Regions from separate parts of the Mus musculus genome. Here all the other regions are linked to region 1. A link is a loop called in an ENCODE intact Hi-C map of the cell type or tissue named here. Cell type or tissue: left cerebral cortex. All regions are shown on one strand.

What was found. Hi-C counts contacts between places; a loop is a spot of excess contacts. Peaks named below come from ENCODE experiments on the same cell type or tissue, not always from the same donor. Only the 100,000 strongest peaks of a DNase experiment are listed, where the experiment ranks them.
Region 2: it touches region 1 in a loop (4-fold over the local background); 20 of 42 quality-filtered maps call a loop at or near these places.
Region 3: it touches region 1 in a loop (14-fold over the local background); 30 of 42 quality-filtered maps call a loop at or near these places.

The regions. Positions count from the first base shown.
Region 1 is chr3:57,662,958-57,670,957 of GRCm38, forward strand. It overlaps Ankub1 (ankrin repeat and ubiquitin domain containing 1), which reads right to left. Exons shown (of 4, transcript NM_001033349.2): 4 at 4,465-5,581. The coding sequence ends at 5,454. Among named protein-coding and RNA genes, the nearest start is that of Commd2, 15 kb to the left of the region's middle. In left cerebral cortex, CTCF peaks have their summits at 992 (motif pointing right) and 4,264 (motif pointing right); DNase peaks (open chromatin) are centred at 973, 2,630, 4,274 and 4,541; H3K4me3 peaks cover 418 bases; H3K27ac peaks cover 669 bases.
Region 2 is chr3:57,731,491-57,739,490 of GRCm38, forward strand. It overlaps Rnf13 (ring finger protein 13), which reads left to right and starts at 4,567. Exons shown (of 10, transcript NM_001113413.3): 1 at 4,567-4,710. In left cerebral cortex, no CTCF peak of the experiment used is centred here; DNase peaks (open chromatin) are centred at 3,771 and 4,505; H3K4me3 peaks cover 2,612 bases; H3K27ac peaks cover 2,247 bases.
Region 3 is chr3:57,808,994-57,816,993 of GRCm38, forward strand. The region is part of intron 7 of Rnf13 (ring finger protein 13); the gene reads left to right. It also overlaps the pseudogene Gm17951. Among named protein-coding and RNA genes, the nearest start is that of Pfn2, 35 kb to the right of the region's middle. In left cerebral cortex, a CTCF peak has its summit at 6,684 (motif pointing left); a DNase peak (open chromatin) is centred at 6,607.

The DNA of each region.
Region 1 (8,000 bases):
TAATGCTGGAAGCAGGGGCTGTTCCTGACTCTTTTGCCTATTTGTGTGACCGTTTTCCTCTACTGGTTTGCCTTGCCCAGGCTTAATGTGATGGTCTGTGACTGGTCTTATTGGAGCTTGTTATGCTGTGTTTGGTTGATGTACCTGGGAGGCCTGCTCTTCTCTGAAGGGAGGAAGAGGAGGTGAACCGGGAAAGAGAGGAGGTGATTGGTGATGAGGGTTGGAGGAAAGGCTAATGGGAGGGAAGCTGTGGTCAGGATATAATGAGAGGGGAATAAAAAAATAATATAAAAAATTATATATTTTAATTCAAAACAGCCTCTAAATTAAAGACAACCCAGATTCTTCCCCCCCAATAAAATGGATAAATATATTAGGATGTAGGATATTACATAAAGTTGGAATACATAGAAATAAGAAAAACCAATATACATAAAATAATTAGTTTCATAGATGATATGTTGAGCAAACAGCCAGATAGAGAAACTAAAGAACAGGATACACCTTTAGTAAGACTGAGGGTGTCTCTGGGAGGATTTACTGTTTGTTTAAACCTATTTTACGGAAGAGGAAACAGAATCTACCATGATGTTAACTAGATTAATCAGCATAGTATCTTTCCACTGAACTATTATCTCTTCATTAGAACATAGTTTAGTAAATACAGACAGAAAATAGAAAGTGAATAAGTTAAAAAAGAGGCTAGGATCATAGGCATGATCCATAACCCTGAGATATGTTGGATTTTTAAATTCTTTTTTGTTTGTTTGTTTTTGTTTTGTTTTTTTGAGACAAGGTTTCTCTGTGTAGCCCTGGCTTTCCCGGAACTCACTTTGTAGACCAGGCTGGCCCTGAACTCAGAAATCCGCCTGCCTCTACCTCCCAAGTGCTGGGATTAAAGGCGTGTGCCACCATGCGGGACACATAAAGTTGGATCTCTTAATTTTGAATTTTACAGCGTAAACTACTCTCGCCACTAGGTGGCAGCAACTTAGGAGGGAAAACAAAACAAAACCAGTCCAGAAAGGAAATCCTGGTTTTAAAATTCTTTCTCCTGATCCTGAGCAAGGGAAAAGGCCAATCATACATCTGTAACTCTCTAACATAGGTAACCAGCTATGCCTCACATGTAAGATAGAACACAAATGATTTGATGAGAAAGTTTTGTTTTTCAGTTATAGTAGTGACTGTTCCAGGAAGCCTCCCCTTTACCCTTGTGTGTCCCCAGCTGTGACAGTCCATCACCTTAAATTCCAATTCTGCCATTCTACCGAGGACAGACGTCCTCTCTCCTGTACATCTTGTCTTGTAAACCTCCGTAAGCTTTTATTGTTCAATTTGTTATTAATTTGTTCTTTTTCTCCCCCCACTTCTACTTTGATGACTGTTCTGTCTTTGGGGGCAGTTTTGATGACACCCTCCCATATTTCAAGTTTCCTTGTCCTGTCTCCCCTCCTGAGAACTTTCAGAATGAATATAGACACATGGCCTGGGTAATAGCACCAGCAGAGGTTTTCTTTAGATCTAGTATGAGGTGAGATCCTTCTGTTGTTATTTTGTTTTCTGAGACAGAGTCTTACTATGAATCCCAGGCTTGAAACAAGCCCCCGCCCCCATCCCCACCCCCACCCCCACCCCCGACTCTGACTCCCAAGTGACTACAGGCAAGAGAGACCTAGGCTCAGTGAGACACAGTCCTTGGTACTAATTAAGAATTGACATTTTAAAGCAATTTGTATTACTCAGTATACCATAGTAGGGTTTCATGAACACTCCTCTGTCCTAGACCTGCCTCATTTAGGATTTGCCCTTGTATTTTTGAAGAGAAAGCATTACCATTTACCTTGCCACAGCTAAGCAGTAAATGGCATTCTCGCGTGGAGTCCTCCCACTGTGCTCTGAGAACGATGTGAAGAGCGACCTTAGCAAACAGTCCGCCCTGGGCGGAGGGCAGTAGAAGAGAGGGTGTGCATAATCCACTCTTGAAACGGGAGGGAGGGGGACCTGGGGGAGATAGGGGTTTTTGATGTGCTTTTCTTTTCTAGCTGGGGCAGACATTTTTTTCTGGTTGTCTTGTTGATGACTTCGCACTTCTGAAAAGCTCTTCACGTCTACTAAGGACGGGAATGTGAAGATTTGTTTTCTGGTGTCTCGCTGTGACACTGGTAAAGAATAGACAGGTTTCCTGCTTGACTGTTGCTTGCAGGGTGGTAGTTTACTCTGGGCAGTTTGCCAGCTCTTGTCTTCAGTCTTGTACCAACTCTTGGAGGTCATCTTGGGCTTGGTGAAACCATCAACCATCACGGTGTCTCCGACTTTTGCCCCAGAGACCCTCCCTCTGCCAAGCTGGCTTTTATGGCACCTATGACTCTGAGCTCGGAGAATCCATTGTTTTATTTTAATATAAATCCACATCGGGACTGAAAGTTTTAGAAAAGACACCGTGGACCACATTTTACTCAGTAAATACAACACACAGTCTTTATGTTGGTGTTTCGATGCGATGGCCAGGGGGGATTGTCCTGCCGCGTTCTTGCATTCCAGGCACAGGACACTGCAGTTGACAAAGGCCTTCAGAATTAACAGCTGGCCAGCTTCTGCGGCTGCGTGAATCGGGCAGTTAGAGACATCTGTGTGAAGGGCTTCGTGGCACCATGCTCGATAAGGGTGAACCCCAACTGCCTCATGGGGCTGCACCCCCTGCTTCAGAGCCCATTCAGTGAGCTCAGTGTGTCCGTGAAAAGCAGCGATGTACAGGGCTACCCTTTTCTGGTACCTGAACGAGTGGAACAAGTTTGGTACAAAGGGTTAGTAAGTCGAGGAAATGACAAAACCAATGCTCATTCCTTATGCTAACCGTAAGCAGGGTTTAGAAGGTCTGGGATATTGGTACAGCGGGTAAAGCGCTTCAGGTGAACCTGTAATCCGGCGCTGTGAGGGCAGAGGCAGAATTGCTGGGACTTGCTGCCCCCTGGCCTGGCTGGAGGGCCAGAGAGAGAGACCCTGTCTCGGGAGACACTTGACACCTTTCTGGAATTTCCATGCATGAGCACACAGATTCATACACATCCAACACACACATGTACAACACACACACACACACAATCAGTTCCTTTTTTTTTTTTTTTTTTTTTTTTTTTTTTTTTTTTGAGACAAGCTCTCCTATAGCCCACACTAGTTTTGAACTCACTATGTAGCTAAGTCTGGCCTCGGACCCCGTTCCTGCCTCTACCTTCTTGAGTGCTGGGATTGTAGGTAGGGGCTCTTGCACCCAGTGTGAGCTAGTTTTTAAAGATCAGTCTTGCTCCTTCCCACTCCCAATGTCTTCTCAAAGCTTGGTAGGTAAAACAAAATTCCTTCATACTTCTCCATGAGGAGGTCTCTCTCGGACTTCCAGCCTCTGCCTACCGACTGCCTGCTTTCCTCACGGGTCACCCAGTTCCTTAAAGCTATCTCGCTCCCAGGTCTTTGCATATAGTTCTGGAATACCTACTCTAACATGCTGATTTCTTTCTTTCTTTCTTTCTTTCTTTCTTTCTTTCTTTCTTTCTTTCTTTCTTTCTTTCTTTCTTTCTTTTTCCTTACCGCCTATCGGAATGCAAACCTGTAGTTCTCGACTCTTCTTTACCGGTCTCAGACACTCGTCATACTGTTCCCATGACGTGCCATCTGCAGCGTGCCCAGTCATAGCCCCTCTCATACTGAATAATAATAGCAATGAACCTTGATGTTATAGCCTGCTTACTGTGGGCCAAGCATGCTTACAACGATTGACTTAGTTCATCTCTAGGAAGCTTCTATGCTGTAAGCTTATAGACTACAACAACCATCGTTTCTTACTGCTGAATTCTTAGGACTTCACCGTAAGGTACATAATAAGTGCTCAATAAAGATGTGCTGATTAGGTAGAGAGGAATAAAAAGCATTTCAGCCTTACCATACCCATCTTTGAAATCTCGGTTTCCTTACCTGTAAAACAAAGTAAAGAGTTCCCACCCTATGGAATTACTGTTTTTATAAATAGACACAGTACAGTGTTTGATCTTGAGCAATGCACTCAATAACACAGTTGTATTAAAAGTAATACAACTATTTGTTCGGATTTAGAATATGAAACAGTATTACAACTATCCCTAAACAGAAACTGATGGGAATTTTTGTATATTTCATGGTTGTAAGAACTCTGCCTCCTGTGTTCACTCTATGAAGCCTTCGGAGCTACTGCTGGCTCCTACCCTTTAGAAAAGCGTGGTTAAATTGCCCACAAGAGGGCGCTGTTCTAAAACACCGTATCACAAACAATTCAACTGAGACTTGTGTAGCTTCTGGTTGTTAATGCAATAAAATAAATGCTGCGCGGCTTCTCCAAGCCAGCCACGTTCCACAGTTCCACAGCCCTAGACACACATTATCCTTCACATAAGGCAAAAAAAAAAAAAAAAAAGAGCGAACTATTGCTCCATCGAGAGGAGAGCTTTTTATTTGGATCGTAGCAAACACATTCAAACAGAATGAGATTCATGCCAGAGAAACACAGAGAGAAGGCAGTTTGGTATCCTGTTTGGGGTGTAACTATGGCCACTGTGTGCAAAGGATCTGGGTGGAGGTAAAGACAGGCAGCCAAGCCAGCTCTTAATAAGGCCTCTAAAGGAGAAGCTAGACTCACTGTCATTTCAAAGCTCGAATACAACCAATCATTTAAAATCAAATAGCAGCTTACGGTTTTGTAACAAATGTCTGCTGTTAAACCCCGGCTTTTTCTTTTTTCAATTAAAAAGCAATTACAGTTGTAACTCAATGCAAATTCAACAGTTGTATTTGGAGTTACATTGTTTTAACAATTAAATTTAGCTAATATATGTGGGCTTGGGAAGAAGTGGCCACTGTTTTCAGCCTATCACTTGGCAGATTTTTTTTTTAAATACTGTTACTTAATAAAATAATTAAACATGTATGGCAGAATATTTATTCTGAAGATAAGAATATTTAAAGTGTTATTATAAGTATGATATGTGCTAGGTGATGGTGGCGCATGCCTTTGATCCCAGCACCCAGAAGACAAAGGCAGGCAGATCTCTGAGTTGGAGGCCAGCCAGATCTACAGAGCAAGTTCTAGGATAGCCAGGGCTACACAGAGAAACCCTATCTTGAAAAACCAACCAACCAACCAACCAACCAACCAACCAACCAACCAACCAAGTGATATGCAAACCAAATTTGTCACAGATTTAATTAGTGTTCCAGAGAAATATCTGCCTGAATTGCAACCCATTACCAGTCCTAGTGACTCTCTTGCTATTGAATCATCAAATATCTAAAATAATAGTAATAATAATAATATCTTATCGAATTGTGTGAGGTGAAATTGGTTTGCATCAGGACTATGTCTCTACAGAGAATTCAGGTTCATGGAGGCTTAGAACTAAGTGACTTAAATCCATCTAATGTCTGATTTAGCTTCCATACTTGAGGACTGGTCCTTCTTTTGATAAGTAGTGTTGGACTTTAGGTTTTTGCCCAAGAAGACATCCCATGAGAAATTCCTTCCATCCATCCCAGACATCCAGACGAAGTGTTGTGCCTGTGGATCAAGAAAGACAGTTTATGGTCCAGTCTCTCTCTCTGTGGCTCAGCAATACATTAAAATTTAATGTTACCTTTCTCCAAACATAGCAAGATGCACAGTAAGATGAAACTTTTTATCAGGAAGCAGGGAAGATATATCTGTGTCGGCCTTTATTGGGTGGGGAAAGTCCATTAACATTCATGTACTCTGGGTTCTCTATCTTCTCAGTGAGTGCATTTAATGTCTAAATGCCAGGGATTTTCATGAGAAAATATCCCACACTTAGGAGTAGTTTCTCATTCTTCTCATTTTTTTTATGCCCATATCCATAAAGATGTTCAAGAATTCTGGACTTCTTGAACTCTTTTCGTGAGCAAGTCCTTGTTGCCCAACAAATTGTATGCAGTTTTTTTGGGGGGGGGGAATAGGCACAGCAAATAAGTATACACCCCAGACATTTACATTTATAATCAACCATAAAGAATCTGTTCAAGGAGCCAGTGAGGTGGCTCAGCAAGCAAAGGTGCTTGATGCCGAGCAGGCTTGCCTGAGTTTGATCCCAGGATCTGTGTGACGGAAGGAAAGCACTGACTCCTGCAAGCTACTCCCTGACATGAAAGATTCTGACATTAAGATCGAAAATTTTATTTACTTTGACATAAAGATTTAAATCAAATTTAAATCTTGGGGTTCAGTGGTTCAAAGCTCTTACTGTTCCTCCTAGAAACCTGAATCTGGTTCCCTTCACCCACATGGTGGCTCACAATCATCTGTAACTCAAGTTCCAAGGGAATTGATACCCTCTCTGGCTTCTGTGGACATATACACACCCTGAAACACATACACAAAAAACATAAACAAAAATAAGATTGTTTTGTTTTTTAAAAAAAGACAGGATTTCTCTTTGTAGCACTGGCTGTCCTGAAATTTACTCTGTAGACCAGGCTGGCTTGGAACTCAGAGATCTGCTTGCCTCTGTCTCCCAAGTGCTGGGATTAAAGGCGTGCACTGCCGCTGCCACCACTCCCTGACAGATAAACTTGTCTTGGATGAATATTTGATGCAGATGTAAATCATCTGCAATATCTTTTGGAGTTGACTGATATTTTAACTTTATAACTGTCACTGCTAAGAGTGTCGCTTCACATAACCACGCACTACAAATGCTGAAGGATGCTTAGGTCCTCAATTCCAAGTCAAAATCCATTGAACAGTGTGGGTGTGCATGTGTATAGAGGCTAGAGATCATTGTTGAGAATTTTTCTTAATCTACTTTTTACCTTATTTTATAAGACAAGATCTCTTCCTTGATCAAAACCTTAGCAATCTGACCACACAAGCTGGCCAGCAGGCTCCATAGAGCCTTCTGTCTGTGTTCTCTAGATCTGGGGCTCTTGGCATGCATCATTCATTGCGCCTGGATTTCATGTGGGTAGTGGGGAATCAAACCTGGGTCCTCCTGTGTGTGTGACAAGCTCTTTGTCAATTGAGCCATCTCCTCAGCTCCTCATCTAGTTTTTTTTTTTCTTTTGGAGGTGGGGACAGTCAATCTTTCCCCATATAACCCTGTTTAGCTTGGAACTTGCCACACAGATGAGAGTGACATTATATTCGTGGCGATTCTCTTGTCTGTGTCTTGTAAGTGCTAGGATTATAGGCGTGTACCGTCATGGTTAGCTCGTAGGACTGTGCTTCGCTGTGTGGTCAGGGGAATCCTCTCAGTTTAGTCTTTTATTTTCAGCCTCTCCTTAGGATTAGTGTATGCTCACAGTCCTGTGAAGCCCAGAATCCCTCCTATCCCTCCTCTCTGACCATCCATAGCTCTTCATCCCATGCACCCCAGACCACAATCTCCTGAATGTCTCCCTGTGATCTCATTAGCTCACACCAACTTGGTTTGTTGGATTATAACTGAGGATATGACCACAGTTCATCTCTTCCACTTTGCTGCAAATGCCAGTGTGCAGGGGCAACTTTGTGCGTTTCCGTATGAGGTACTATGTGTGCTGACTCATGAGAAACTCAAATCTGGATGTGATTGCATTTCCAAAATGTTATTTCCCACTGCTTTTGGAGAAGGATTCAGAGTCCCCTATAGATAGCAGCAAGGGTGGTTTATTGAGTAGAGAGTGGAGAGGTTCTCCAATGAGCAGAATTCTGGCCAGGATTCCTCTAGTTAAAGCAAGTGGGCTGGCTGGCTACCTAGGGAATGCTGGTTATGCCTTGGGAATGGTGAGAAGCAGGCCAAAGCCACCTCCCTAACCCCATCCTTCTCTTTGAGCCTTATGTTCTGTGGGTAGCCAGGAGATCTACCTATGATTTCTGGGCTCTAGACTTTACATCTGAAATCCTCTCTCTCAAATACCCTCCACTCTCACCCCCCCCCCCCACACACACATTCAAATTTAAGGGATTCTTCAACATATCATGAAAA
Region 2 (8,000 bases), 69 kb after region 1:
CCCTATTTATGGGAAATAAAATTCAAAATATTAAGATCAGGCTCTCAGTGCAATGCCATTCATTGGTCCATTGGGTTTGTGTAACCCCCTTGAAATATAATACTTCTGAACATAGCTGGTCTAAAATTCGGTCTCATTTAAAGGGGTTTCTTAGTTAGGGTTTTACTGCTATGAACAGACACCATGACCAAGGCAAATCTTATAAAAAACAACATTTAATTGGGGCTGGCTTACAGGTTCAGAGGTTCAGTCCATTATTATCAAGGTGAGAGCATGGCAGTATCCAGGCAGGCATGGCACAGGAGGAGCTGAGAGTTCTATGTCTTCATCTAAAGGCTGCTAGAGGAAAACTGACTTCCAGGCAACTAGGGTGAGGATCTTATACCCACACCCACAGTGACACACCCTTTCCAACCAGGTCACATCTATTCCAACAAGGCCACACCTTCAGATGGTGCCACTCCCTGGTCCAAGGATATACAAACCATCACAAGGGGCTTTGGAGCAATTCTATTTTGGCCTTGGGTATGGATTCCCTACATCATAAGATCATAGATATTAATACTTCTAACGTGGGATCCACTTCTATTGAGGAAGTGTCTCCAGCCTTTGCCTCTGTTGTGCATGAGTTCACTTCTTCCTCTTCCTAGATGACTGTGCTGATAAATGGAAGAATTACAGTAGGTTTATTTTGCCTGGTTTTGTTTTTCCTTCCAGTCTGCATCAAGCAAGACTGAATTGCCAACTGTGGCCCCAGATGGCAATTAACCGATTAGTAATCGCACTTACCATAGATGTTCTCACCTTTAAATTAAAACAGAAAGGGGAGATGCTGAACCTTGGCGGGGACAGAGTGACATGGTTCCTGCCCTGGGACAGCCCCACCCCTCACCTTGCCATGTGAGCCTCCACAAGTGTTGATGGCTGCTGTGGGCTTAAGTCTTGTTTGTATAATAATGTACATATTTCACATTCCTCTGAGAAATGTCCTCACTGTTGACATTAATGACTCCATGAAAGCTTCAGGCCAGCCCTTAAGGTTATGGAGCAGATGTCTAGATTGAGCTCAAAATATATAATTTCTCAACTATCCAAAGTATTCACATAATTCATAATACAAATTATGAGGGGCTTCATGAATCTAAAGGAACAAAGGAACACCCTGAGCCAGCTTGTCAGGATACAAAGGCAGGCAGAGTTCAAGGTCAGCCTAGAACAGAGAATGCTTAGGTCCACTTTTGGTAGAAAGGGTAATTTCAGGGCAGGGTCCCACCCAACTAGTTTATCTTCTGTGTTTAACAAAGGCAGACAGATCCCTGAATTCTTTTGCAATGTTAAGGGAAAAAAACGTATGATGTATGCTTGATGCCCCTTAAGAATCGAAGGGCTGGGGCCACAGATGGCAATTCATAAGATAATCAAAAGGAATCCTGGGATAAATAACTGACTTGATATGTAAATTAGAAAACTGGGCTTTTGGTTTGCATGAGATGAATTAGCAAAAAGTGATAGAAGTTCTTTAGAATTTTTTTCTCTATGGAGAGCCGAGCAGTCTGGAGATCTCTGGAGAGCAACAGAGCTCTTCAGAAATTTTTCTTAACAGGATTCCTGACTCGGTCGGAAGATCCAATAATTTTTATAGCAGCTTTTCTGCATTTGGTTAGAAAACCCATGAGCTAACCAGATAGCATTTAGAATTTTTACAAGCAGAGAGAGCTGTCTCAACCAGAGAGTTTTTAGGAACGCAAGAAAAAGCTGTCCAGACACACACACATACACACACACACACACACACACACACACACACACACACACACACATACAGAGAGACACAGAGAGAGAGAGACAGAGACAGAGAGAGAGACAGAGAGAGAGACAGAGAGAGATAGAGAGAGAGAGAAATCTGGAAAGCCAGCCAGCTTGGATTCTTTACATTGCTCCCAGGCACCCTTCTCTCAGAATTCCTCTCCATGCCAGGCTGGTCTTTGGCATCTCTATATATCTATATCTATATCTATATCTATATCTATATCTATATCTATATCTATATCTATATCTATATCTATATCTATATCTATATCTATACCTATACCTATACCTATACCTATACCTATACCTATATCTATCTATATACATATGAATGAAAATAAGAGGGTTATTTGATGGCTATATTTGGTTCTCATCTTGACCACATAAGGAGTTAACTAAAACCCCAAAATGGAGGGCACACTTGTGAAGAACTTTTGCTTAATTTTAAGTACCAAGATACATTTCTAATCCAGAACTTTGAGGTAGGAAGACAAGCCTTTAATCAAGATCTTTTAGTTGGGAAGATACATCTTTAAAACAGATCTTTTGAGGTGGGAAGACCCTCCTCTTACCTGGGCTACACCTTCTGCTGGAAGCCTATGGAAGGACAGGGGAGAAGGAAGCTTTTGCCCTTTGCTTGCTTGCTCTCACCTTGCTAGTGAGTCCATTCCTACACTGGCGTTAGAGCCTACTTAGGGATCCCAGTGTGTACAGTTGAGCCTACTGGATTCTTGGACTTTCTATTCATAGGCAGCCATTATTGGATTAGCTAGACAGCAGCCTTTACATCATTCTAATAAATCCCACATATATTGATATATTCATATATGTTCATTCTATAAGTTCTGTCACTTTAGAGAACCCTGGCTAATAAACCCTTGAAACCAAAGGCCCAACTAAACATTTGCTTTTATAAGTTGCCTTGGTTATAACACACAGTCATAGTAAATAAGACAGTCTTATGTTTCCTAGGCTGGCTTTGAAGTGGCTACAAAGCTAAAGAGGCCCTGTAACTTTAGATCCTCCTGAGTGCTGGAATTTTAGGCCTATTCCATCACATCCAGATGATTGGATTTTAGGAGGGAATAATTGGTGTTTTTTTTTTCTTATCATCATATACTCTATTAAAATTTTCATGCTCTCGAAAAAAAGACAATTGAAAATATTATTTTCCACTCTATCTTCTAATTTGCCTTCATTCAATACAAGGGATATATATATATATATATATATATATATATATATATCACCATTAGTCTGCCCAAGTGCAACACAAATACATTACCTTGCTTATTTCTGAGAGAACTATATATTTACCATGGATTACAGAGCAGACTGAATACAGAAGCAAAATGTTCTCTTCTTAAGAGTTTCTATTTAAGGAATTAGCAACTGGCTTTATTTTTTGTCCTTAAAAAAACTTTTATATTATGGAAGAAATCTAATTTAATATAGAAAACCATTTTGAGAGAATTTAATTAAAGATGCATCAAAAGATATAGCACCTCTCTGTATAGTACTCTAGCCTTCATAACAATATTCCCAATCTCGACCTTCATGACTTTGTCAAAGCACAGTTATATAGTTGTGAATGTCTTCTTCCCAATACATGAAAAATACATTAACTATACAATTATGGGCTATGCAGCTGAAAATGTTTTTGATGGTCCTTATTATTCTAATCTGATTCTTTTTTGTTCCCTCCCTTTTCTGTAACCCAGAGTCTAGTGCTTGCTAGGCAAGTGCTCTGGGTGCTGACTGTGAACTCAATCTTCAATCCCTTACATTTGTTTTCTTAAATTGCTTGAGTGGTATTTAGAGTAGATTCTAGTTTAAAAGGCACAAGAAAAAAGAATAGGAAATCTTTCTATTCTTGTTCCCCACCTACTTAGGGCTCCTGAAGCAAACGAGGCTATAAACAACTTACATTCCTGTAATAACTCCCCCCACAACCAAAATCCAAACATGTTAATTAAATATTTGATGCCAGTATGGGCCTCAAAGATGCTTTATTAGGGCCAGTTCGATTAGGGCATGTCAGAATCTTTGCATCAAACCGCATTAAAAACAAAAGGCAGTAGTTTAGGAGCTGTTAATGTTGATGGCCCAATAGGTCATTTCAATCCAAGAACTCTGCTTTTTCAGACTAGGGGGTGAAAAAGTATGAGAACTCAAGGGATGAGATTTTCGTTCCTCAAAAGGTGACATGGTTTTTGAAAGGCTGTTTTGAGGACTGAATCGCGTGGTTGGACTTTGGCTAGTCAAGCAGTGAGCTGATCAGCCCGGCTCCCTGCCAGGCCTCGTGGTTCTTGCATAAACCTCGGGCGGTTAGTTCTAACCCGACCTGGATTCCAGCGCAAGGCGTCACCCGGAGTTCCCCGCCCTCATCGGCCCTCTCCCGGGAGGGTGCAAGACACTTCGCGGCTCTTCGGCCTCGGATCGCTGCGGGCCACTCAGACACACAGCCTTCGCTAGGGCCTCACTCTGCAAGCCAATCATCTGCGGATCAGGCTGGGGCAGTCCAGGGTGGCTTCTCCACCGCACCCAGGGCTTCCAAAAGCCGTCCCTCCCTCATCTTCCCCGTTCCTAATAGGGATGATGTATCACGCGGTTCAGAACGACACTCAAAAACTGGGCAATTCTCCCAACCCAGCAGAGGCAGGCTGCGCGACTCCGCGAGAGGGGCGGGGCCGTGACGGGCAACATCACAGCCCAATAATATTTCTTTACCTCCGAGTATGGGCCAATGAGGCATGGGAGGCGGGACTTCCGCTTGCCCGCTGTTGTGGTCCCTTCTCCGACTTGCTTGGGTAGGGGCTCAGTGCGGATACTCAGTCATGAAGTCCGGGTAGCGACTTCTCTTGGGTGGCCGTGAGCCTAGGTTCCGGGGGCGGACTTCAGGTAAGAACCAGCGTGGCTCCGCAGCGGTAGGCGGGGGTTGTCGGGCCTGGCCGGGAGAACACACCCACTCCGGCCTGGGTGCGGTAGCCCGAGGTGGGGACGGTCGGGCTCCTCTGCTACGTGCAGTGACAGCACAGGCCCGTGCGGGAGAGGAGTCCTTAGCATCCCATCCTGCGGGCTGGTAGATCTGAAGTTGTCGGGCTATGGATTTTGCTTCCCACGGCCCCTTCCAGAGGTCCCCGTGGCCTGGAAAGATACTTGGAAGACTTCTCTAGTCCAGGACTTGCCTCTTAAGTCCTCGGCGAAAATACTCTCGGGCTGTTTTGTCTTTAAAAAGAAGAAGAAGAAAATCTCATCGCTTGCTTCCTTCCTTTTCTCACCCACTCCCCTTTCCTTCCGTAAAAGCTCAGCTCACAGGCTTGGACGTGACCTTGCTAGGGCCACATACTGCCTTTTTTTTTTTTTTTCCTACCCAATGTTGGAAGTCCGAACTTTTTTGCAAGGACGCTTATTGAATTGATCTGCCCCTGAGAGGGAAACAACTTTGCTGCATGTTCTCTGCTTGCTTATGGTCAATTGCCCTATTTTCTTCTAATCTGGCAGTAGTTAATTTCCATAACTCCCATTTTAATCTTCAATTTCAGCACCGTGGGCAGCTGCTATAGGCTGATGTCTGCCCCAAACCTGCCTGGATTATACTGTTTTCTACCAGTGATGCAGCAGTTCCAGTGGAAACTGCGTTCCTTTCAGCAGTGCCCAGAAGACAGCTGCACTTTCTGATACAATACAGTAAAGTGGCCGTGCCTCCCAAGAGCCAGTAGAGACAGGCTATTTAAAGATTTAGGGAAGAACTTTTGAGAGTTTAATTGGCCACAGGGTCATTGTTTATTTATTTGAGACATGGTCCTTACATGTAGCCCAGTCTGATCTCAGACTTCCATTCTTTTGCCTCAGCTTACTCAGTACTGGAATTACTAGCCATCAAGCCTTGTTTAAAGACAGTTTTTAATGGGTCAAAAAGAATTCATTTCAGAGGACTGTGGTCTTTAAATAGGAGTTGAGTGTGGAGGGCCACAGGGATTCATTAATAGACTTTTTTCTTCTTTTTATAATCTATGGCCATAGAGTTAATTTCAGGTATAGTTTTTTTTTTGTTTTTGTTTTTGTTTTTATGCGGGTCAAGAGGAAGATATAAAGTGTAATATTGTAGAATCAGGCAAAAAGCAAAGCAAAGCAAAACAAAAAACTGTTTCCAAAGAGTTTCAAATTTGGGAATCAGACTAGACTTACCCTCCAGTGTTGGGTGACATCAGTAAATATGGAAAGGGCTAGTGAGATGTTTGGTGAGTAGTAGAGCTGGCCCTGCAGTTCTAATGGTCTGGATTAGATTTCCAGAACCCACATAGAGGAAGAAGGGGAGAACTGACTCCACAAAGCTGTCCTCGGCTCTCCACATGAACCTTGTGGTATATGTCTTACCTCCCAAGTCATACACACACAATAAGTGAGAAAGTTAAAAAAAATGAAAAAAGGGTGAAGTTGTGAAGATTAAATGAAATAAAATATGTCTGTATCATAGTTATGCTTCCTTGAATTGATTATATAGACTATAGTCTTTGTATAGGGAAAGTTAGTTGTCTTAGTCATATGTGTATGTTTTCCTCTGCCTTACCTGAAGTCAAAATGGTGTCTCGATGTGCAGTGGAAGTAATGTGAATAAAGTCCGTGCTTAGGGAAATGGAATATGGGAAGGTTTGGGGCTAACTACTCATTTATCCTTGTTATTTCTGTAAGGATTTTAGAGGAGCCTAGCTTCTTGCTAGCTTGCAGCTTACTTCCTTTGATGTTTCTGCATCTGAGGCTAACAGAGTTTATATCAGCTTTTGGGCACTAAGTTCAGCAAAGTGAGGGTAGAGTAGGTGTTTGCCTCTTGGGGTAGGTTTATAGAGTTGAGCAAGATACTTTATGTTTTGTAGTTTTTATTAAGACTGTGTATTAACTGGCTTGATAAAATCATATGACATACTTATGTCATGTTAGTATTAACTAAAAGTAGTTGGCTTTTAAAATAAAACATGGCTTTTAAAATAAAACATGACTTTGGACATTTTGAAGTTAGGAACTAATAATGTATAGCTGAAAGCAAAATGAGTAAGCCAAAGTAGTGATTTCCACTGTTTGACTTGTGGATGCTCACAGTCAGCTATTGGATGGATCACAGGGCTCCCAAAGGAGGAGCTAGAGAAAGTACCCAAGGAGCTAAAGGGATCTGCAACCCTATAGGTGGAACAACATTATGAACTAACCAGTACCCCGGAGCTCTTAACTCTAGCTGCATATGTATCAAAAGATGGCCTAGTCGGCCATCACTGGAAAGAGAGGCCCATTGGACACGCAAACTGTATATGCCCCAGTACAGGGGAACGCCAGGGCCAAAAAAATGGGAATGGGTGGGTAGGGAAGTTGGGGGAGGGTATAGGGGACTTTTGGGATAGCATTGGAAATGTAATTGAGGAAAATATGTAATAAAAAATATTTAAAAAAATGAGTAAGCCAAAGTAGTGATTTCCATTGTTTGACTTGTTATTAGTGTATCTTCGTGCTGCATACTGTGGTTTCCTGTGGCATCAAAAAGGGAAGGCAGTTAGAAACCACTGCTAGGTTTCTCAGAAGAAACAGGGTTAATAGACATATGAATTCACTTTAATAAAACACGTTGGTGAATAATGGTTCTAAAATCATATATTCTGTAGATAATTATTGAACAAATAAAACAGAGAACTAAGGTTTTTATGAAGATGTTGCACTGCACAAAAATTGATTAGAGAAGAATGAAAGTATGTGATTGCTTTTGTCAAAATTTATATGTCATAGTATACAAATAACAAAACATAATGGCTAATTTTATTATCTATGGGTCAAATAGGTTTCTGATTACTTTGTATGATCACATTCAATTCTCAAATTCATTAATATGGCAGGTAATAGTACAGTTATGACTTAAAATTTATTTTTTTTTTTTTGAAGGTTCACTTTTTTTTTTATTTTTTTTTTTTTATTTTTTTTTTTATTTTTATTTTTTTAAAGATTTATTTATTTATTACATGTAAGTACACTGTAGCTGTCTTCAGACACACCAGAAGAGGGCGTCAGATCTCGTTACAGATGGTTGTGAGCCACCATGTGGTTGCTGGGATTTGAACTTTGGACCTTCGGAAGAGCAGTCGGGTGCTCTTACCCACTGAGCCATCTCACCAGCCCAAAATTTATTTTTTTGTATGTGTATACAC
Region 3 (8,000 bases), 150 kb after region 1:
CATGTATGACATGTCAACTTAAAGTCTTGAGTAAGTTCTCAGGACGACTATAGATGGATCGTGTGGAAGATAAGTGTTAGGCTCTCCTGGAAACCTCCATATTAATTTCCATAATGGCTAGATAGTTTACATTCCCACTAGCAGTGTGTAAGACCTGCCAGTGTTTGTGATTATTGGTTTTTTTAATGACTGACATTATGATTGTGGTAAGATGGAGTCCCAATATAGTTTTGACTTGAATTTCTCTGATGGTTTGTGAAGTTGAACATTTTAAAATGGTATTAGCCATTTGTATTTACTGCCTTGAGAACTGTCTTTTCATTTTTTTAACCTATTTATTGATTGGGTTGTTTGATTTCTTGTATAGTTTTTGAACTTTTAATAATCTAGGTATAAATTCTCTGTCATATGTACAGCTAGGGAAGATGTTTCAATCATTGTGTAGGCTAGGCTATTTTTTTTCCCCACAGAAGTAGCTGTTTACTGTATACAGCCTTTTGATTTCATGGGATTCTGTCAATTGTTGGCTTTATTTCTTGAGTGGCTTAAGTACCATTGAGAAATTCTTTGCCTTAGCTGGAATCTTGAAGTGTTTTGCCTCCTTCCCCCCATGTGTGTATTGTGTATGTGTGTAACTGTGTGCATGCATGTGGAGGCTAGAGGACAGTCTTGGATGTCTATTTTTTCTTTTCTTTTTTTTTCTTCTTTTTTTTTTTTTTGACTGAACATGATTTGGTAGTTTATAAGAGAGCACCGTGGAAGCCCTGAGGAATGCAGGGCTCTCCACTTGTTCAGGGGACCATGGTTGGGGATATATTTGACCCCACAGTCATCAGGAATGAGCCACTGGTATTAAACCTGTGGAAGCCTTACTTCTTTGAGATGTGGATCTTCTGATAACCAGGGAACTTGAGCCTCAATCACATGTTCCTTATTCTGCAGCTTGGTCCAAGTGATGGTAGCCACTGTGATCCTGGTCACTGTGACCTGTGGCTTCCTGAAGGTGCCACACATACCTGTCTGGACCCTGTCAGATCCAGCACTGGACAACATCCTGTTGGTTTGGATGACATGGCAAGGATGAGCCTCACTTGGATATGAAAGCCATCCTTGCCACATTCTTTCCCATGTATTTGTTGCTACTGATGCCAGCGACATCTGGTGCTTCAGAAGAGAGCTGTTCATATTCATTTGACATGATGTGGCCACAAAGTGGGAAGTCATCAACTTTTGCCTTCCTCCATCCCAAGTCAAAGATGTGCATCAGGGCCACCCCTGTGGCCCATGATGACCCTGGGATCATCAGAAGAAAAGCTTTTAGGTTTTTGTTGTTTTGTTTTGTTTTTTGAGGTTTTTTTTTCTTTTTGCTTATTTTTCTTTTGTTGTTGTTGTTTTGGGGGGTGAACTTGGGGGAGGATTTTACTAGCTTAGAATTCACCTGGTAGGCCATGTGAGCCCCACGACTCTATTGACCCTGGCTCCCCAGAACTGAGATTATGAGTGTGTGCCATCACAACCAGGTTAGTTTATGTGGGCTTTGGGGCTCACACTCAGGGGTTTGTGCTTGTACTTTATTGACTAAGCCAGCAGCTCTCAACCCGTGGATTACAACTCTTTTGGGGGTTGCATATCAGATATGTATATAATGATTCATAACAGTAGCAATGAAATAATTCTATGGTTGCAGGTCACTAAAACATGAGAAACTGTGTTAATAAGTTGCAGCACTAGGAAGGTTGAGAATTAAGCTATCTACCTAGCCCAACCTTTTCTTCAGAGTTTCAAGTTTTACATTTGGTCCACTTAAAGCTGATTTTTATGCAGAATGAAATAGGAGATCCGACTTCAGTCTCCTGTATGTGGATAGCCTATATATGTTGCACCATTTGTTAAAGAGGCATCTTTTCTCTAGTGTTGTTTTAAAAACATTTGTCAAAACTCATGTGGTAGAGTTGTGTGGGTGTATATTTGGGTCCTCTGCTCCACTCAGCTATTTGTCTGGTTTTCCACTGGTATCATGTTGTGTTTACTGCAGTAGCTTTGTAGTATAGCTTCAAATCAGGTATGATGGAAGTAAAATGTCTCCAGCATCATTTATTTTGCTCAGGATTTCTTTGGCTTTCATTTTGTGTTTCCATATGTAAATCTAAGTCTATGTTTTCTTTTTCTGTGAATAAGAATGGTCTTAGAATTTTGGTAAGATTGCATTGAGTCTATAGAGTACTTTAAGTGCTGCATGTTAATATTTTTGTGTGGTGTGCACACACATGCATCCCCTGAGCCTTTAGTTTTTACTTCCGCTCCTATCCTGTGCACTCAGGCTGGTTGTTGAGTGTATCCCAGCAGTCTGGGATATGGCCATGCCCAGCTATCTATCCTTACAATATTTCAGTGTACCATTTGCTCATCTGTGTCTTTGTGGCTTACATTCTCTCTTCTGGCTGCTCAAGTATACTATTGGTGCTTTCCACTGTGTGTTCTTTTTCTTTCTTGAAAATTTCAAATATTTCTATTTAGCTTCTTAAATGTAGATTTCTGACCCTGTTTATAGCATTATGATTTTTTATCCATATTTTTAACTTTCTGATTTTTCTTCTCTTGCTGATTTTCCCCTCCAGTTTCTGAAATGATTAATCTGCATGTTTATATTGTATTTAAGGTTACTAAACAATTATACTACTAAACTTTTAGAATTTTCTTTAAGCATTTAATTCAGGGGCTGAAAAATTAGGATATTTTAATGGACTCATGATGCCTCAATATTCTTTATGCATATTTTATAATTTGTATGTTTAGATATCTAGTTTTATTTAGCTATATTTTACTTGAATGCAACATCCCCATTACTAGTCAGCATAGAAAACAAACAGCATCAAACCTTATAGGATCTAGAAATATACTAAAATAGATTAGACCTCAGCCCACTTAATCACCTATGATCATAAAATAGTAATGGGAAGACTAATTCTGAATATGTTGTGAAGAATTGTTTTAGATAATTATAAAAATAATAAGTAAATGAAATGAAGAAAACAGAGAAAAGGAAAAATGAAGGAGAAACAAGATTAAAAAAATTTTTTTTCTGAGGAACTGCCAAACTGATTTCTAGAGTGGTTGTACCAGCTTGCAATCCCACCAGCAACGGAGGAGTGTTCCACTTTCTCCACATCCTTGCCAGCATCTGCTGTCACCTGAATTTTTGATCTTAGCCATTCTGACTGGTGTGAGGTGGAATCTAAGGGTTGTTTTGATTTGCATTTCCCTGATGATTAAGGATGTTGAACATTTTTTCAGGTACTTCTCATTCGGTATTCCTCAGTTGAGAATTCTTTGTTTAGCTCTGTACTCCATTTTTCAATAGGGTTATTTGGTTTTCTGGAGTCCAGCTTCTTGAGTTCTTTGTATATATTGGAAATTAGTCCCCTGTCAGATTTAGGATTGGTAAAGATCCTTTCCCAATCTGTTGGTGGCCTTTTTGTCTTATTGACAGTGTCTTTTGCCTTACGGAAGCTTTGCAATTTTATGATGTCCCATTTGTTGATTCTCGATCTTACAGCACAAGCCATTGGTGTTCTGTTCAGGAATTTTTCCCCTCTGCCCATATCTTCAAGGCTTTTCCCCACTTTCTCCTCTATAAGTTTCAGTGTCTCTGGTTTTATGTGGAGTTCCTTGATCCACTTAGACTTGAGCTTTGTACAAGGAGATAAGAATGGATCAATTTGCATTCTTCTACATGATAACTGCCAGTTGAGGCAGCAGCATTTGTTGAAAGTGCTGTCTCTTTAGATGGTTTTAGCTCAATTGCCAAAGATCAAGTGACCATAGGTGTGTGGGTTCATTTCTGGGTCTTCAATTCTATTCCATTGATCTACCTGTCTTGTCGAACTTCGTTCCTCCTTAGAATGGTGAACAAAATACCCATGAAAGGAGTTACAGAGACAAAGTTCAGAGCTGAGATGGAAGGAAGGACCATCCAGACACTTTCCTACCCAGGGGTCCATCCCATAAACAACCACCAAATCCAGACACTATTGCATATGCCAGCAAGATTTTTGCTGACAGGACCCTGATATAGCTATCTCTTATGAGGCTATGCCAGTGCCCCTCATCTATTGGCTGAAACACAGGGCCCCCAATGAAGGAGCTAGAGAAAGTACCCAAGGACCTGAAGGGGTCTGCAACCCTATAGGAGGAACAATATGAACTAACCAGTATCCCCAGAGCTCATGTTTCTAGCTGCATATGTAGCAGAGGATGGCCTAGTCAGCCATCAATGGGAGGAGAGGCCCTTGGTCTTGCAAAGATTATATGCCTCAGTAGAGGGGAATGCCAGGGCCAGGAAGCAGGAGTGGGTAGGTTGGGGAGCAGGGCAGGAGGAAGGTATAGGGGACTTTCGGAGAGGAAACTAGGAAAGGGGATAGCATTTGAAATGTAAATGAATTATCTAATTTTTTAAAAAAGGAAAAAACAATTGGAAAATAACATAATACAAGGGAGTTGAAAAAAGCATGACATCACATACAACTCAAGATCGTAGATTACACAATCAAGACAGAGTTGGAAACCAAAGTTAGATAAAAGAAATCGAATATAAACGCTTGGGTGGGCATGACGGTGCAGGGAGTAAGGGTTGTTACAACCCCTGGCAATCTGAGCTTGATCCCTGGAACCCACATGGTGAGAGGAGAACCAACTCTTGCATGTGTGGCTTCCACGTGAGCACTGTAGCATGAGTGTGGAAAAAAAAAAGCACACACTAAACAAAACATAACAGATACATGTGAGTTAAAAAAAAAGGTAAAATGGTATTAAAATTATAGCACGGGGGGGGGGGGGTAGAGGGGGAATCATGGTGGGAAAGGCAAGACAGAAAAGAAAAACATCTAACAGTGAAAAGGCATGCAACTAGGAGAATGTATGAATGGGAATATTATTTTAAAAAATCAAAATTTGCTGCTAAAACTGATGTGGAAAGGGAAAAAAGTAAAAATAAAAGCAGGCTAGAGCAATGGCGTGGTCGGCATAGTGCATACGGACAAGCACAATGACCAGGCTTCGTCTCCAGCATAGGCAGCCGAAGCTCCCTGCACTGGGGTAGATGAAGATGACGTCATCTCTGTGACCCATCTGGCCGTGTGCATGAGCTCCAGTTTCACTGTGAGACTCTGGACTCAAACAAACAAACAAACAAACAAACAAACAAAAAACCCAAACCAAACTAAGAACCAAACGACCACAAGAAACAAAGGCCCCAAACAATAAGGTTGATATTGTTTTCTCCGGCTTCCACATACATTCATACACATGTACCTCGACTCACATGTGTATACACACACACACACACACACACACACACACACACACACACACACACAGAGAGAGAGAGAGAGAGAGAGAGAGAGAGAGAGAGAGAGAGTGAGAGAGAGAGAGAGAGAGAGAGAGAGCAAATAAAAATAGGGAGCATAGCGGGCCAGTGGGGAATGGAATACTGGACTCCTTCCTAGTTATATATGCATGTTGTGTTTGTTGTTAGGTGCCATTTGTAGCATGTACTTCTACTATCCAACTTTAATGTTCCTGGGTGGGCCGTGCTATCAGCCACCTGCCCAGGTTCTCTAGGATTCGTGGATGAAACACACACACACACACACACACACGTTCTTTCTTTCTTTCTTTCTTTCTTTTTTTAATGGTTTTTTAAGACAGGGTTTCTCTGTATAGCCCTGGCTGTCCTAGAACCCACTCTGTAGACCAGGCTGGCCTCGAATTTAGAAATTCACCTGCCTCTGCCTCCCAAGTGCTGGGATTAAAGGCGTGTGCCACCACTCCCAGCACACTAGTTCATTTTTTTTTTAAGTTTGAAACTTGTTGAGATTTACTTTTGGTACAATGAATGATATGTTTTTTTAAATTTTTATTTTTATTTTTTTATTAGGTATTTTCCTCATTTACATTTTCAATGCTATCCCAAAGGTCCCCCATACCCACCCCCCCCATCCCCTACCCACCCACTCCCCCTTTTTGGCCCTGGGGTTCCCCTGTACTGGGGCATCTAAAGTTGGCAAGTCCAATAGGCCTCTCTTTGCAGTGATGGCCAACTAGGCCATCTTTTGATGCATATGCAGCTAGAGACAAGAGCTCCAGGGTACTGGTTAGTTCATATTGTTGTTCCACCTATAGGGTTGCAGTTCCCTTTAGCTCCTTGGGTAATATCTTTAGCTCCTGCATTGGGGGCCATGTGATCCATCCAATAGCTGACTGTGATCATCCACTTCTGTGTTTGCTAGGCCCCGGCATAGTCTCACACTGTCCGCCTGGCCCGAGAGGCACTAGTTCATTTTTAACCTGCCTTACTGGCTCAATAGCTAGGCTCTTCTAATCCTCCCATGGCTAACATGCCCATACTTTTAATCCTAACTCAGCACTTCTAAATCTTCCTCAGCTTAGTTGCTGGTTACCGTATGTGAAGCCCATTGGTCTTGCTGGGAAGACGCTTTCGGGCTGCCCTTCCGTGGGCCACTTTCCCCTTCCACCTACATTCTGGAAGACTTCTCTGCCGCTCTGAGTCTGTTCCATCTCTTTCCCTGCAGTATCTTGATTCTTCTCCTCTCTCCTAGTCTGTGGGCAAAAGTATCTCCAGTAACTTTCTTTGTGTACCATAGACCTCTGCTGGTCATAGTTAGCTTAGCAGTCTGTGAGCTTGGCAAGTTTTCTCACTCTTTGAGACTCCTAAGGTTATATTCAAGGGGGTGGCTAATGCTCTAGCAGGGGGCATCTCAAATGTGTCAGATGCATAAGCAGCAGCCATAGCTTTGAGATGTGTGCAGAGGAAGAACCTGCATTCGTATGTTCACGATGTATGTACTACTCCCCATGCTGGGGGCTCTACTTCCGAGTTCTTGGGTTCTGTGGCATTGGCTACCAGATAGGTGAGTGCAGAGCTGGAGCCCACACTCAAGAGCTATCAGACTGTGTGCCTATTTCCATTGAGAAACCTGCTCCAGCCACCAAAGGTGGGCTCATTCACTGAACCCCCTGAGCCAACCCTCCTGTAGCCTACAGTGTCAGCTTGTCAGCAACTGTCCCTCCTGCTTTTTAAGTGTCCCAGGGCTGAACCTTGTGAAATGACAGCTGCCTGGCTTGTTGTCTGTTCTCAAGCCTCCCAGTCTAGCTCAGTTTTAAATACAGATTCATTGTCAAGAACTCACCCCCTACTCATAGGGTGATAAAATGGGGTTCCTCTCGATTACCTCACTGGTTGCCAGAGGTATCATTTTTACCTAAGGCAGAGATTGCATTGGAGGTGGCGAGGGCCGTAGCCCTGGGGATTTAGGACAAGTCTCCTCTCCCCAGAGTCACTCAGCTTAGTTATTAGCCCTGTCCTCTCTCTCTCTCTCTCTCTCTCTCTCTCTCTCTCTCTCTCTCTCTCTCTCTCTCTCTCTCTCACACACACACACACACACACACACACACACACACACACACACACACACACACACACCGAAGGCCACAGCTACAGTTGTTTGGTGCAGCTTACCTTTTCTCAGTCTCACCCATCTCTTCCTTCCATTGTCTTGCTGGTTCCCTCACTGCCATTCCAAGTTTCTGAGGCTGACTTCTGCTTTCTGCCTCTGTAGTCAGTTTACTCTGTCTTCTCCTGATGTCTCCTTGACCAGTCATGTGCAGGCAGATTACCATCCTCCATTTTTCCTTGGAAGCCTCAACTTCTTACTAATTATGTTTTTTAAGAAATTATTTTCAGCATAGTAATACAGTGGTTTCTGTGGTTCATATACTGAATGAGTATTTTAAGAGAATTTCTGTCATATGTGGAGTGAGTTCTCTTTATCCTTGGCCATCTGTGCCTTGCATTGTTGTTAGATGTTTATGTGATTTGTCCTTCCAAGAAGTGGACTTAAGTTCTGCATCCATAATAAACCAGACTCACACTGCTTTGGGATCTATATATTCCCAGTGAAAAAATACATACAAATTCTCTT